2 separate regions of the Homo sapiens genome follow, and region 2 is linked to region 1. Evidence: chromatin loops called from intact Hi-C (ENCODE). Cell type or tissue: A673. All regions are shown on one strand. Links, peaks and the distances in the headings refer to the core of each region. The heading gives the core; the rest is flanking DNA. Region 1 overlaps APP (amyloid beta precursor protein). Region 2 holds the start of LOC107985474 (a long non-coding RNA gene).

Region 1 (8,340 bases), core at 164-8,163:
AACGCAAGAGGATAGACACAGTAAATATAATACATTCAGCAATTACAATCTAAAATATGACAGAATTGACATCAAACATGGTAGTTATATCAAAACTAGATCGGCTTAATTTGCCTATTAAAAAAGATTATTTTCGGATTGGCTCGTATAGCAAAAACTCAACTGTGTGCTGCACACAAGATACACACCGAAAATGCAGCAATTGAAATAGCTAAAAATAAAGGAATGAACGAAAATTTACCAGACAAATGGAAACAGTAAGACAGCAGGCATTGCAATCCCGATACAGAAGTAGAGACTTCAAGCCCCAAACAGAACACAAAAGAAATATAGAGCTATAAAATGGCCCTTGGGCATATGAAAGAATAGCCCAATTATTCATAAGATAAATACAACTTAAAATTGTACTGAGATTGTACTCTTCCTGACCCATCATATTAGCCACAGCAAAGTCTCCCCAAATCTCATTAATCTTTTTTGCGCAGCAGCTACTCCTATAATTCTATTTGGCAGCACTTCAGTTTTGTATAAATTACCTATTGATTAATCCCCAGACCATTGGGAGAATACTATCAATATACCTCAATTTAAGAATCAAGATTATAAGGCATTATCTTTTCATAATTATATATGTATGTATATATACATTTGGCTAGACATTTTTTTCATTAGCTTTAAAATTGTCAGAGGCGTCTGAACCAGAGCAACTCCATTTTGAATAGGGGCTGGGTAAAATAAGGCTGGGACCTACTGGGCTGCATTCCCAGAGGGTTAAGTCATTCTAAGTCACAGGATGAGATTGTAGGTCTGCATAAGATACAGGTCATAAAGACCTTGCTCATAAAACAAGTTGCAGTAAAGAAGCCGGTCAAAACCCACCAAAACCAAGATAGCAATGAGAGTGACCTCTGGTTGTCCTCACTGCTACACTCCCACTAGAGCCATGACGGTTTACAAATGCCATGGCAACATCAGGAAGTTACCCTATATGGTCTACCAAGGGGAGGCATGAATAATTCAGCCCTTGTTTAGTAAATAATTAAGAAATAACAATAAAATGGGCAACCAGCAGCCCTTAGGTTCACTCTGCCTATGGAGCAACCACTCTTTATTTTCCTACTTTCTTTAAAACTTCATTTCCTTTTCCTCTATGGACCCGCCTTGAATTCTTTCTTGCATGAGATCCAAGAACCCTGTCTTGGGGTCTGGATTGGGACCCCTTTCTGGTAACAAAATGATCAAAGTTAAAGCTGTAGTTACTGTAACTGAGTTGGCCTTGGAATGCCATCCCATATAGTGCCATGTTTGAGAGCTGGTTTTCATTTCATTGGTGGCATTAGAAATGTACTATTATATTAGGGTTAATTCGCCCTGCTACCCCAACTAGCTAGCTACCTCCCCTTGGGCCAGGCAAAATGGAACAGTAGCTTGTACATATGAATTGTTAACATGTACATATCTTCATACAGCAGTCATGTCTAACTGTCCCTAACAGGGCAAGGGAGATGACCGGTCATTTTTTCTCATGAAAACAAGATACACTCAGGTGAGTTTTGAGTTTGTTCACCATGCAGAATGTGACGAGATAAGTTTAATTTTCTAGCTTAGTGTTTTTAGCTTAAAATGTTGCAATCTAAAGCTAAAATGTTCACCTGAGGCCAAGGACAACACAGCAAAAACAACAGGGCCAATGTGTCCTCAGACCTTTGGAATCGCAGTCAGATATCACTATGAACTGAGTGTTTGTGTTTCCCCCAAATCCCTATGTTGAAACCCTAATCCCCAATAATGGGATGTGGAGGTGGGACCTTTGGGAGGCAGTTAGGATTAGATTAGGTCATGAGGGCAGAGCCTCACGATGGGACTAGTGTTGAAGGGAAATGAAGAGACCATCTTATTCTTCACCATGTGAGGATGTGACCAAGTATCCTCATTTTTCTAAGAAAAAGAGAATGAGTTACTATTTTTTTCTCTTCTTTTCTCCATTTTCCAGTTTCCCATGTCCTACTTAGCCCTTTAGAAATGCAATTATAATTGTTTACCTCTCCTTCACGAGACACTCCCTACAGGGCAAGGCTGTCTAACATGTGTTTCAAAGCTCCAGTGAAACTCTCCCTCACCAGGAGACTGCTCAGGAGACAACAGTCAATTTACAACCCAAATTATGCCCGCTACAAAACTCTCCCCCACCTGGAGACTTTCGGACACCTTTGTAATCGAATTCTGTCCACAAAGACGTCAACTCAACCGCCTGGTAGATAAGGCACCACAACGAGTACAGGGACCTCCACCTGCTCACTGCCTTCCCTGCATGTCATTCGTGCCAGGCCCTCCTTTTATTTATTTATTTATTTATTTATTTATTTATTGAGACGGAGTCTCGTCTGTCTCCCAGGCTGGAGTGCAGTGAGCCGAGATTGTGCCACTGCACTCCAGCCTGGGTGACAGAGCGAGACTCTCAAAAAACATAAATAAAATAAATAAATATCCTACACTGGTCAGGACAACTCCCTTCAACAAGGAATTATTCCCTGCAAAATGTTAGTAGCGTTCAGGATGAGAAACCATGCTTTACAGATAATCAGCTGTCTTAATTTTTATTTCCCTGGAACTTTTCCCTTTGTCTCTCATTTGGGACAAACTTGAGGGCCAAAATATGGCAGCAAAATGTTTTAGATCAAGTAAAGACTGTAAATTAGGTCTATGAAATATTTTCCCAGCACTGGGAGACACATGTTGGCCCCAACTTCCTACTCAGACTTGCAATTAAGACACAACAGGTGTGGGTACCCAACATGCGAAGACTTCTCACTGGTCTGTACGTCAGTAAATGGTCAAGATTGTTACTATGGAATCATTCACACCAGCACAATGGTGCTCCTCCAAGAATGTATTTATTTACATGAAAACACCATTTTATACAAATTGAAGACACATCTTAAAAGAAGGGTTTGTCCAGGCATGCCTTCCTCATCCCCTTATATTGCCACTTCCATTTTCATCTTCTTTTGTATCATAAATGAAACTTCAGACTGGTTAAAGAAAATTGAATCTGCCTCTTCTCCCCACCCAAAATTACTTCGATTATTTAATGTCTGTAGTCATCCTTCAAAGAAAAGTCTTGCCCGGGGTTATTTTATTTAATTTATTTATGTAATACAGTGTAGAAAGCGATCATGTCATAAGCAATGATTCTGTACAATCATCCTGCAGAAAATTGTTTTGGAGAATTCTTGGTAATTGAAGACCAGCAGAGCACCCCTCCCCACCCGCCCCGTAAAAGTGCTTACAATGAACAGGGATTCTTTTCTTTATCAAAGACCCAAAGATACGTGGACAAAAAAAGAAAAGCTTGAAGTCTCAATGCCTAATGTGTGCACATAAAACAGGCACGAAGAAACAAACGTGTGTATCCTCTTAATTCCTATATCACAAATATAGCAGAAGCAGCAATCTGTACAGTAAAATGCAGTCATGGAAAAAAAATCTCTCTAAAGCATCTGAAATACTTAAAAATGTTTAACTTTAAAATGCATAGTGATCAGGAAAGGAATACTTAGGCAAGAGAAGCAGCTGAACTCCCACGTTCACATGAAGCATCCCCCATCGATTCTTAAAGCATATGTAAAGTAGGACTTAATTGGGTCACAAACCACAAGAATAATATACAACTGGCTAAGGGGCTATGTGATAAATAATCAGGAGAGAATCTATTCATGCACTAGTTTGATACAGCTAAATTCTTTACAGTACACAAAACCCATTAATAATGTAGTATAGAGACCAAAATGTAAAGAGAGATAGAATACATTACTGATGTGTGGATTAATTCAAGTTCAGGCATCTACTTGTGTTACAGCACAGCTGTCAAAAGGCGATAATGAGTAAATCATAAAACGGGTTTGTTTCTTCCCACATTATTCTATAAATGGACACCGATGGGTAGTGAAGCAATGGTTTTGCTGTCCAACTTCAGAGGCTGCTGTGGCGGGGGTCTAGTTCTGCATCTGCTCAAAGAACTTGTAGGTTGGATTTTCGTAGCCGTTCTGCTGCATCTTGGACAGGTGGCGCTCCTCTGGGGTGACAGCGGCGTCAACCTGAAAAACAAGAGGAGAGCTGAGTAAAAAATAAAAATCAATCTTTTAAGGGTGAACATGGAGAAGCAGTAAAAAGATAAGGAGTACAGTACTCTTCTTTTGCCAAGATTGCAGAACACCCATAATTTTCTCCCCCACTTTGACATCTTGGAGCAGAACGCCTTTGCCCACCAGTTACACAGATGCTGTGCTCCATCTAGCCACCAGGTGGCGGTGGAAACCTTGACGCGCTTGCAACGTGTCCAGTGGTTGTTTCTGGTTCCCCAACTCCACAGTAAGTGGATAAACCCAGTGCAATGGTATTTTTTCCTCCCCTGTTGGGTCCATAAAGGACAAACAGAGTCAACGGAAGCCTGTTTTACGTGGAAGTGTTTTGGTAAAATAGATAAAACCACAAGAGTATCATGGAGGGAGATTCAGCAAAGTATACTGTATCTTGGGTGACACTCAAATCTGTGTAGAAAAATACTCGATTTCCTGGACTGCTGAATTTAGTCTAGCCCATTTCTATCAAATTTTATGTTTGTTAAAATGTTAAGGAGAGGTTTGAGAATCAATTAAAACAATAACATATACCAAAGGGGGCTATTATTTGGCACAAGAAAAAAGGAAGAGCAAGGACGACGCCATTCTAGATGATGTAATTTTTTAAAAACTGAGAATTAAGATACTATAGAAGTATGTTCAGCTCAAAGTTTAAAATCAGACCCTCTCTGTTAATATGTTGCTTTACCTCTAAGGTCAGGCCAGTAACTGAAGACGTTTTTCTCCCCCTGTCACTGTTAGAGCTGTGTGTGGCATTTACTGTCTGCAGGTTGGGCAGGGTACTTACCCCTACAACGTGGGCAGTGGCTGTTCTTGTTTTACTATATTTGTTATACCTCTCCCCGTTCGCAGAAGAGAGGAGGTCCTTAACTCTGCTGAATGAGTATGTTAAAATTCCTCTTTTGTAAAACCATGGTAAGATGAAGAGAATAAATAGAAAGTCATCAGAATGAAGAGGCATGTTTTCCAGAGAAAAGTTTGGATGTACCATAGAGAAGATATTCCTTCAAAGGGATATTTCCTAGAATGGGCTGCTCATTCATCTCTGGGAGAATACTGCAGGCCCATTCCCCCTTGTTGAGTGTTGCCAAGTGACATTCCTCCCTTATGCAGCTTTTCCCCCTACACACCCCATCTGGCATGGATCTGAGCCTACACAGCAATGCCCCTGAAGCCAAGGAAGAAAAAGTACCAGCGAGGATGTAGTGTCAGCAGTAAGACATGAGGTCTCGAGATGGAGCTAGATATGTCATGACTAGACCACACTGGCTGATAACAATTCAGACTAAAAGATCTGTCAATATGGCCGGGTGCAGTGGCTCACTCCTGTAATCCCAGCACTTTGGGAGCCTGAGGTGGGTGCGTCACTTGAGGTCAGGAGTTTGAGACCAGCCTGGCCAACATGGTGAAACCTTGTCTCTACTAAAAATACAAAAATTAGCCAGGCGTGGTGGTGCACGCCTGTAATCCCAGCTGCTCCACAGGCGGAGGCAGGAGAATGGCTTGAACTTGGGGGGTGGAGTTTGCAGTGAGCCAAGATTGTGCCACTGCACTCCAGCCTGGGAGACAGAGTGAGACTCCATCTCCAAGAAAAAAAAGGCCAGGTGAGGTGGCTCAAAATCCCAGCCCTTTTGGGAGGCCAAGGCGGGTGGATCACGAGGTCGGGAGTTTGAGACACGCCTGGCCAACATAGTGAAACCCCATCTTTAACAAAAATACAAAAAAATTTAGCCAGGCACAGTAGCACGTGCCTGTAGTCCCAGCTACTCCAGAGGCTGAGGCAGAAGAACTGCTTGAACCCAGGAGGCTGAGGCTGCAGTGAGCCAAGATCGTGCCACTGCACTCCGGCCTGGGCAACAGAGGGAGACTCTGTCTCAAAAAAAGTAAATAAATAAAAATAAATCTGTCAGTATAATCAGGTCCCCTGTGGTCCCTTCGGATAGCCCCACTTCATGAAGTGATTGACTCTTTTCAGTCTGGGAGTGAGGTGGAATGACTACCAGTGGCTAATCCCAAGGCAGCTGGAATAGGTAGATATACAGCTCCCTCATCCCTTGGGACAGAATGTTCCATCCATTATGTGCCCATTTTTTTTGAGTTGGAGTCTTGCTCTTGTTGCCCAGGCAATCTCGGCTCACTGCAACCTCTGCCTCCCAGGTTCAAGTGATTCTCCTGCCTCAGCCTCCCGAGTAGCTGGGATTACAGGCACCCGCCACTACGCCTGGCTAATTTTTGTATTTTTAGTAGAGATGGGGTTTCACCATGTTGGCCATGCTGGTCTCAAACTGACCTCAGGTGATCCGCCTACCTCGGCCTCCTAAAGTAGCACTAGGACTACAGGCATGAGCCGCCATGGCCATGTGCCCCGATTCTTACGTTTCCATTTATGGAAGAGACTGTGCGCCACTGTGAATCCCTCCCATCTACCACCCTGTGGCTCAGAGCTGCCTGAGTTCCCCTGCATCCAAACCCTCAGCTTACTCCAATGACAGACCTAGGCATCTCCCCTTAGCACACTCCCACCAACAAGCTCTGACCAAGGCCAGTACTCAGAGGACTCTGCTCAAATGGATGCTCAGCTTCACTGTCCTTCTGGGAGCAAATCACAGATATTTTCCTTATCCTCTCCTCTTTCCTTTGCTGTGCACTGTTGTCAACAAATGAGGTCACCTGGCTTTAACTGGTAACTGTGTAATTAGCCTCCAACTTGTAAGTTAAAAACCATGGTTAAAGATTAGCACCAATAATGAGAGATTTCATTCACTCTGTAAATCTGTGTGCCAGGAGACAGCCTATCTGCAGCAGTACGCCATTTGAACTTGGGCATCATTTTTGCTCCCCATCACCTCGAAACTGAGAACTCAAAGAATGCCCAGGTTAAAAAAAATTATCTTGCTTAGGAGATCAAGCACAAAGCTGCTATGTTTCTGATTGTAGAAAAAAGCCACAATGCTGCTTGATTGTTGGAATATTATACTTTTATTTCTTCCAGGAGGCACATCTACCATCACACTGGCTGTCAACAATCATTTGCATGCATCAAGGGCAGGGGAACACCTGGCAATTTGATAGGTTTATCTCCTCTTCAAACTCCAAAGCCTAACGCTTAAGAGTGCCCTGCTAGAGATGCGAGGCTCCAAGGCTGGTGCACAATCCAGACCTCTAACTCTCCTGTCTTTTCTTGGCTTCTGTTTTGCTACTTGATAATCCTATTACCTTTTGCCACTGAGAGGACAGCTACATTTTGCCATTCCTGCCATGGGGCAGCTTGGCCCTCAGACCTTAGAGGGCTTAGGAGCTACAGAAGAAGGGATTATCTTGACAAAAGGGCATCCAAGGAGTATGGATTGGATCTTTAATCTCCAGCCCCTTGAAAGCTAGATGCGAAAATCTGAGTACTCATGTCTATGGATAAAGGAGGAGCACCAAGTAAGGGTAGCCTTCCTCTCCAGCAGGCTCACCAATCTCTTCCTCATGGCTAAGCTACAGCAGTGGCATGGGCCACCATGTGAAGGCCAGCCCTACCACGACCCTGTGCAGACAGGGCCTCTGCACAGACACAATATTATTTCCCTTAAAGCAGAGCCAGGGAGGGTTTGAGCCCATGGTGCTTGTTCTGGAAGGAATGATAAGACAATGAAGTCAGAATTTCCATTTTCCAACTGGGCAGGAACATCTGTCACTTGCTGGGATGAAGACACACATACATACAACCACTGAATATTCATTCTCTTCCCAGACTGCCTGGATTACACAGCAGCAGGAAATGATCTGAGGTCTTCATGTGACTCTCGGTACGCTGCACCTTCCTGAGACCTGGACCCCTGCACTGCATGGTGGCATGGCTTCAACTGGCTGCTGCCTATGACACACGCTGAAAAGAGCTGAGCCCAAATAGCCTGACCAGCCTTGTTCTAAAATAGCTTTGAGGAGAACGTTTGACACTCTTTGGCTAACCTCCATACCCCCTGACCCTTTTCTCCCTGAACTTGATTCATTGGAACCATTTAGTCCTTCACTGTATCCAGAGTAATTTAGAGCTCAGCTATCCGCCTGCAGGGACAAGATTCTATTTGGGTGACCTTAGTTTCTAGGTCTCCTCCTATTGCCCCTAGAGTATTTACATGCGGGTGTGTGAGCTTGGAGGAGAGGCAGGAAACACCACGTTTACATTTTATTATGTACAGTAACCAGCAGG
Region 2 (8,340 bases), core at 341-8,340, 580 kb after region 1:
CTAAATACCAGTAGCATCTCCCTTGACATTGCATCACCTGGGGTCCTACTACACTGTTTCAAAAACCCCTTGGCCTGGGGTGACAGCGATGGTACCATTAGTCATTGTGAATCGTACCCATTTAAAAAGCCAGCACAGAAAAGGGATAGAAGGGGAGGAGGAGAGCTGCTTCTTATAATCGCTTTGAATTTAAGAACTTTGGACTATATCCAACTTTGCCCTTATTAGAGTATTTGTGCAACTACATTCTACACTGTAGATTATAGCTCTATAAAACACATTTGATAATCGATTCAACATATACTTCTTATTCAGTGCCTACTCTGGGTGCCAGTATAGAGTCATGCATTGAGCAGACTTACCCCTGTTCTCAGGGAGTTTACAGTCTAGTAGAGGAAGGGCACAGAGCAGAAAGAAGTAAACACACATTTATTTAACTATATCTTGGGGTAAGTGCTATGAAGGCAGCGTATAGGGAGTGTTGATGCAGAAAAATGAATAAGGTGTTGTTAGAGACCTGCTCAGATCAGGTTGTCAGAGAAAGCTAATTTTATGGTTTGGTATTTAACATGTGACCTGGCCTACATAGTGGCTCTTGTCTGTAATCCTAGCACTATGGAAGGCCTGGGCAGGAGTATCGCTTGGGGCCTGGAGTTGGAGACCAGCCTGGGAACCACTGTGAGCTCCCATCTCTACAAAAAATAAATAAAAAATTAGCCAGCCATGGTGGTGAGCACATATTGTCCTAGCTACTCCAGAGGCTGAGGCAAAAGGATTGCTTGAGCCGAAGAGTTGGAAGCTGCAGTAAGTCATTATTGCATCACTGCACTCCAGCTTAGGCAACAGAGTGAGACTATGTCTCTAAAAAGAAAAATAAAAAAAAAGTAAGACCGGAGGAATGAAAAAGAGTCAGCTATGTTCCAGACAGGAATCAGAATGTGCAAAGGCCCTGAGTTTGGAAAGAGCATGTCAACAATAACCCGAACCAACAATTGTGTAGAGAACTGGCACAGCACAGTGGATAACAGCAAGGATGCTGTGGTCTCCCTGCTCAACTTCACGTGCCATGGTTAGATGTGTGACCTTGCAGAAGGTACTTAACCTCTCTAAAAATCAGTTTTTTCATCTGTTAAATGCAGATAACATTATAATTGTATGAGGTAACATTTGTGAAGAGCTTAAAATAGTGCTTGATACACATTAAGTGCTATGTGTTTGTTAAATTAAAAAATAATAAGTAGGAGAGTGGAAAGAAGTGTCAAGCAACTGGAGTCTGTATCCAAGGATTGCTACCAAAAAGCTGTCCCATCAGCAGTAACTTTGAACAAATCTCTCATCTCTTCTGTGTCTGTTTTCTTACTTGTAAGTGTTACACAAAAATATTCCTATGCTGTCTCTAAGAGTCTATGTGATTCTTTTTTTATTGGTTTGTTCATTCTTGACTGCTGCCATGTGCATTTTATTCTTTTTTTAATTGTAATTTTTTATTATACTTTAAGTTCTGGGATACATGTGCAGAACATGCAGGTTTATTACATAGGTATATATGTGCCATGGTGGTTTGCTGCACCCATCAACCCATCATCTACATTAGGTGTTTCTCCTAATGCTATCCCTTCCCTAACCCCCCACCCCCCGACAGGCCCCAGTATGTGATGTTCCCATCCCTGTGTCCATGTGTTCTCATTGTGCAACTCCCACTTATGAGTGAGAACATGCAGTGTTTGGTTTTCTGTTCCTGTGTTAGTTTGCTGAGAATGACGGTTTCCAGCTTCATCTATGTCCCTGCAAAGGACATGAACTCATCCTTTTTTATGGCTGCATAGTATTCCATGGTGTGCCACATTTTCTCTATCCAGTCTATCATTGATGGGCACTTGGGTTGGTTCCAAGTCTTTGCTATTGTGAATAGTGCTGCAATAAACATATGCGTGCATGTGTCTTTATAGTAGAATGATTTATAATCCTTTGGGCTTATACCCAGTAATGGGCTTGCTGGGTCAAATGGTATTTCTGGTTGTACATCCTTGAGGAATCGCCACACTGTCTTCCACAATAGTTGAACTAATTTATACTCCCACCAGTAGGAGCATCTGTTGTTTCCTGACTTTTTAATGATCGCCATTCTAACTGGCGTGAGATGGTATCTCATTGTGGTTTTTATTTGCATTTCTTCAATGACCAGTGATGATGAGCTTTTTTTCGTATGTTTGTTGGCCACATAAATGTCGCTTTTTTTATTTTTTTAAAAAAGACAGAGTCTTTCTCTGTCACTCAGGCTGGGTGCAATCATAACTCACTACAGCCTCCAACTCCTGAGCTTAAATAATCCTCCTGCCTCAGTCTCCAGAGTAGCTAGGGCTACAGGTTCACACCACCATGCCTGACTAATTAAAAACTTCTTGTGTGTGTGGAGATGGGATCCCACTGTGTTGCCCAGACTAGTCTTGAACTCATGGCCTCAAGCAACCCTCTTGCCTCAGCTTCCCAAAGTGTTGGGATTACAGGTGTGAGCTACTGCACCTAGCCATTTTGTTCTTAAGAAGACAGTGGCCTTGCAGAAGTCTTCATCATCTGAAAGCTGGTTAGTGGTAGAGTTGAGACTAGAACCCAGGTCTCCTGCTTGTTTTCTCAAATAAATACATAATGCAAACACAGAACAGTTGAGAAGAGATGCTGGTCTATTTTAATATATTAGTTGACTCGGATATTTTTAAAAGAATGAAAGTGTCTCAGTCAGGGCCTTGGTAAGAAGTCGATGGCTACCCATATGGAGTAATTTGAAGAGAGTTCATGAAATGCGTGGATAGAGTGAAGGGAAACTACAGGCGGTAGTGCAGTACTCCATGACTAGCAGCAATAGGGAAGCTTTGGCAGTCCTAGGTCTAAAAGGGGAAGGAGAGAAGCTAGAAATATAGCTGTTTGGAGAAGGCATCCCATGGGAATTGGACTTTTGTTTGAGAGGCACCATCCAGATAAATACTTCAAGTAAGTATTCCATCTTCACTCTCCTTTTTCTTTCTGCTTTCCTGAATGGCCTCTCCATTGGCCAAATTCAACCAGAAGCACAACTGTCAAGGGAAGTCCTTGGTGCAGTCCAAGCAGTGTAGACTCCTGGGCAGAAATAGAGGGGAGGGTGTGGAGAGTGGATTTGTAAAGGGAAGGGGAATGTGTACACAGTACAAAAAAGGTTTAATGTCAATGGTCATCTTACCTTTTATTTCTATTAGACATTTTGTTCATCCAACACTTTTAGATATCTTATGTCATGCCAGATATTTGCTCAAAAAATCATTATATAATGAAGTGACGTGTGGTCCTCATTTTTAATTCTGCTGACATTGTAAAGAACTTGTGCCAATATCATGGTCAATTCACATAAAAATTAAATAATGAATTTATCTAAATTGTTCAATATAATTATTGTATTAATTCATTTCAATTTGGCAAAACAATAGTTTCAGGTAAGTACTATTTTAAGGCTACTTATGCTGTACTAGGAGAAAAGGATTAGTCATTGAAATCATTGTATTCTGCATGTAATACAGAAGGCAGGAGCCCAGGTTGAGCTTAACTGCTCACTCTCAGCATTTAAAGGACTGAGCTCGGGGAGCGGCTCTACCAAGATTTTCTTTGCATGAGAGACTAAGAAGTCTCCTAGGCAAGGTTCATCCTAGGGGAAGAAAGAGTTAGAATTATGTTCCCATAAAAATGTCCCGGGTTTCTGAGGAGAATATAATTGTTTTAATATAATAAAAGCACAATACCTATCACTAGAATTTGCCTAAAGATTATGAATTGAAACATTTACAGTATCCAAAACTGTAAAATGGGGATAATAATAATACCTATGCCATGGGTTTGAGAGGATTAAATGTAAGTTAAATGTAAATTGCTTAGAACAGTGCTTGGTGCACACATACACACACACACTTACTGTTATTATTAATTAAGGTAACACATTTCTAGGGATGATTCCATTGAGAATCAATGTTTTTACAGTGGTATTACTGCTTCTCAGAACGTGGATAAATGCATTATTTCTCTCCATACGTATTAAATAATAATAGCACAAAAGCTGGTTGCAATTTTATAACCCATTTTCAGCCAATTTTAGTGTTTTTGTTTCTTTTCAGAATATTCAGTAGTTTTTCAACATACCCTGGAGAAATGGTAACGTGAAAACTATGGCATCTTATTTTAGTAAAATACCTTAGTGTATCCTTTGGACATTGCTTCTGAAGTCTAAATTACATTAGAATCTATTCTATGGATATACAATTCATGAAGCAATTATTTTCTGATATTCAGTTGGTATTCTTTTTATGTAAGAAACGAGAAGCTTAATTTTAAGAATTATAAAAGTGCCTCTCCCAAACTGACATGTTATCCTGTTCCCACTAAGTGAGTCATTCAAGATGAGCACATTCCTCTTATGAAGGGGCACGTGTTAATACTGCACTTAAAGGCACGATTTAACTCTATCTGGATTGACATGTACATCAATTAAAAACTATGAAGCTACAGCCTTTGTTCAGTTGTCTGACTCATACTTTAGATTATGGACTACACTTAGAATATGCTACTCACTACAAACTCACTTCCTCTAATTCTTAAAGTTCTTTTAATATTCCTTCATGTCAAATATTAGTTGCTTACTTAATATATTCAATCATTTTTACCATGTCCCAAATATCATGTAGGTACTCCCTGAGGACTACAAATATCCAAGGGACAGTCTTGGCTCTCAAAGAGCTTAGAATCTAATGGAGGAGACAGACATTTACACAAATCTATTACAAGGCTACAAGAGGGGTATTGGATTAGGTACCAAAATGGCTGGAGGTGGGAAATGATTAATTCTGATTGGAAAATTTGCCAGGGTCCTCTTCTCCGGGTATCAGCTCTTTACCTAGATCTGGAAAGATGAGGAGGGTTTCTGCAGCTTAAGTGAGGGTTTATCTATCCTCAGGCAAGGAGGTAAGGGAATTAGCACCGTGTGTTCAGGTGGTGGCAAGGGATGAGGAGGGTGGTCTCCAAATGCATTTTCACAGGTAAAGCAGGAGTTGAACTCTGAATGCTTTATCCCTTTGGATGGCTTTCAAGTTCCTTTCTAGTCAATAGGGAAGATGATATGCAAAATGTGTGATAATCAAGACATTAACTGATAAGGTACAAAAATGGGGAATCTGATCGCTTGGATCTCTTCGGATTTTAGTCAGAGAAAATTATTCATCTTGCAGACCATGGAAACAATGCAAGATATCTTATTCATTTATTAGCCATGACGAAACGAGATTCAGAAAATGATTCTCTTGCTTCTTCCTCACATTTAGAAATGGCAGGTATGGTTCAGGCATGGTGGCTTACACCTGTAATTTCAGCACTTTGGGAGGCCAAGGCAAGAGGATTGCTTGAGGCCAGGAGTTCGAGATCAGCCTGAGCAACATAGCAAGACCCCATCTTTACAAAAAAATAAACAAATTAGCCAGGTTTCATGGCACGCACCTGTATTCCCAGCTACTGGGGAGACTGAGGTGGGAGGATCATTTGAGCCCAGGAGTTGAGGCTGCAGTGAGTCATGATCATTTCCCTGCACTCTAGCCTAGGTGGCAGAATGAAACCCTGTCTCTGAAGAAAGAACAAACAACAATTAAAAAAGAAATGACAGGTGATACACACTCAAAAGCTATTCATGACTGGGTTAGAAAAAGGAGAACAGAGACTGGGCACGGTGACTCACGTCTGTAATCCCAGCCTCTGGGAGGCCGAAGCAGTTACATCACCTGAGGGTCAGGAGTTTGAGACCAGTCTGGCCAAGATGGTGAAACCCCATCTCTACTAAAAATACAAAAATTAGCCGGGTGTGGTGGCTCGCGCCTGTAATCTCAGCTACTCGGGAGCCTGGGGCAGGAGAATTGCTTGAACCCCAGAGGTGGAGGTTGCAGTGAGCTGAGATTGTGGCATTGCACTCCAGCCTGGCCAACAAGAGCAAAACTCCATAAAAAAAAAAAAAAAAAGTGAGAGCAGAGCAGAAATAGAAATCAAAGTCTAAATTTTTTTAAAAAACAATTTCTCCTTCATGCTTCCAGAGAAGGCAAATATTCCTAACACATGTTCCCCCAGTTCCAACCATTTCCTTGGATTGGATGTTTATTTTTAGGGAAGGCATTCAGGATTAGCTTAGGTAGCAACTTGATCCACTGAACACTCATCTGGGAACTTGTCTTGGAATTATTTTCTTGATGAAGATTAAATATCTAGGAACAGAGTTGAAACAAAGGTTAGAACTGGGACTATTTTAAGACTCGTCCATAAAGGTATGTGGTGTATGTGCTGTACTTCATTCCCTGCCTAATACGATGGGCTTTAGTGCAGCTCATAAATGAAGTTCATGAGAAACACAAGCCTTGTGTGTATCTTTTCAGTATTTCTTAGGAATGTAGCACTTATCTAGTTAATGTGGTCCTTGAATGTTGCCAGCTCCATTCTGCTCCTGTTGGTTCAATAAAAGCAATTTGATCACAGCCAAGCATGGCTTGGGATTCTTTCAGCTGTTGAGTTGGTACATTCTTATTAGAGGGAAGGTATTATCTTCTACATTGCCTAAACTCTAAATAATCAACTTAAGGAGAGTAAGATAAAATATCTTTGCTATGGTACACCAACTACTAAGATGGCCCCCAAAGCTCTCTGCCTCTTGGTTTCTGTGTCCTTGTGTAATTCCCTCCTCTTTTATGTGAGATGAACTTAGTGTCCTGATTCTAAAGAACAGGTTATGGCAAATGTGATGGGATATCACTTCCAATATTGGATTTCGTAAGTCTGTGACTTCTGTCTTCCTAGCACTCTCTTCCACTCCATGGCTCTTCTTGCTTGCTCTGGGGGAGCAAGCTGACACATTTAAAGTTGTCCTACAGAGAGGCCCATATGCCAAGGAATTGAGGGTGGTTTCTGGCCAATAGCTAGTGAGAAAATGAAGCTGGCACAAAAGCCTCGGAGGGACTGAATCTCGTCAATGACCATGCATGGGAGTGAGCTTGGAATCAGATACTTTCTCAGTTGTACATTGAGATGACAGCAGCCTGTGACAGTCCCTGAGCCAGAAGACCCAGCTAAGCCACCCTCAGATTCCTGATCCATAGAAACTGAGATAATACATGTTTCAAGCCACTAAGTTTTGAGTTAAATTTGTTACACAGCAATGGATAACAAATGCACCTGTTTATAGAAGTGGTGAGGCTTCGGAGTGGGGCATAAAGGAAAGAGAATATGTATATTCAGTTGCAACTATCAGAGTCACCAACCCAGGTAGGATCTTTGTAACAGATGTTCTACATATATTGTTTATAATCATTGCAACCACGTGGCAAGGATGGTGTTATTCATATATTTTGAATGAAACTGAGGTTATGGAAATGTTGTTATTTGGCTCCGTACATGTAGTTAGAAGATGACAGAGATGAGAGGGGAAACAAAGTCTCCCTTACTCTGAAGCCTTGGTTCTGTCCCCTGCATTAGAGGGATGTTAGAGGCCTGAGTGGGGTTAAGTAGGCTGGAAATCAGAATCACCTGTGGGTTGCTTTATAGTTAATCATGTCACTTTCCTTTTCTGGAGGTCCTGACAATGTTTATACTGAACCACACTACACAGTACAGTTGCACCAAAGAGTTTTGCTCTTGCACAAGTTCAGCCATATCCCATGCAGCTTGGCCCCAAATCAGAGAATAAAAACTATGCATTTCAGATAGGTTTTGATTGAGAATATGGTAGTTCTTGGATGCCTCTGTGGTGATTAACAAGGTGACCATGTGACTTTGGCATTCTGGTGTTAGGTTGTTTTAATTAAGTGAAAAATTAAAACAATAGTACCCAGAGCTCCACTATTTGATGAGCTTAATATACAATCTTATGTGTCCCAGTCCCTACTTTACCTACAACCAAAAGTTGGCAAAATGAGTTTGGTTAAACAAGGACAAGTTGGAAGTAGAGTGGATGTATGATGAGTGCTGCCGTCATTTGGTGGTGGGAACAAGATTATGAAAAAACAGAAGGGTAGCCTACAGCCCTGCACCTTAGGAAGATTAGGTAGCCCCACATGCTCCTGTAGTGGCTTCTGAAGCTGGGTAGGCAGCTGCAGAATTGATTAGACTCTGAGAACAGGCTGTGGCTCTGTTTCACCAGCTCTAACATCAGGTCTAAGGTCTCTCTCCTATCATCAGCCCTTCAGCTCTTGCAACAGCTTTCCTGCCCATGGCTCTGGAGAGGGCCAGATTAGCCTCTCGCTGCTCATGGTTCTCATGCAAGTTATTGTCTTGCTTCCATGGGAATGGACTCTC

What was found. A loop is a pair of places that touch in the nucleus more often than their neighbours do. Peaks named below come from ENCODE experiments on the same cell type or tissue, not always from the same donor. Only the 100,000 strongest peaks of a DNase experiment are listed, where the experiment ranks them.
Region 2: it touches region 1 in a loop (2.7-fold over the local background); 1 of 110 quality-filtered maps calls a loop at or near these places.

What each region holds. Positions count from the first base shown.
Region 1 is chr21:25,877,675-25,886,014 of GRCh38, forward strand. APP (amyloid beta precursor protein) reads right to left here. Exons shown (of 18, transcript NM_000484.4): 18 at 2,876-4,097. The coding sequence ends at 3,996. Among named protein-coding and RNA genes, the nearest start is that of GABPA, 150 kb to the left of the region's middle. In A673, for the core only: a CTCF peak has its summit at 4,297 (motif pointing right); a DNase peak (open chromatin) is centred at 4,327; H3K27ac peaks cover 812 bases.
Region 2 is chr21:26,457,240-26,465,579 of GRCh38, forward strand. All of the region lies in intron 1 of CYYR1-AS1 (CYYR1 antisense RNA 1), which reads left to right. LOC107985474 (a long non-coding RNA gene) reads left to right here and starts at 1,020. Exons shown (of 2, transcript XR_001755129.2): 1 at 1,020-1,093. In A673, for the core only: no CTCF peak of the experiment used is centred there; a DNase peak (open chromatin) is centred at 4,472.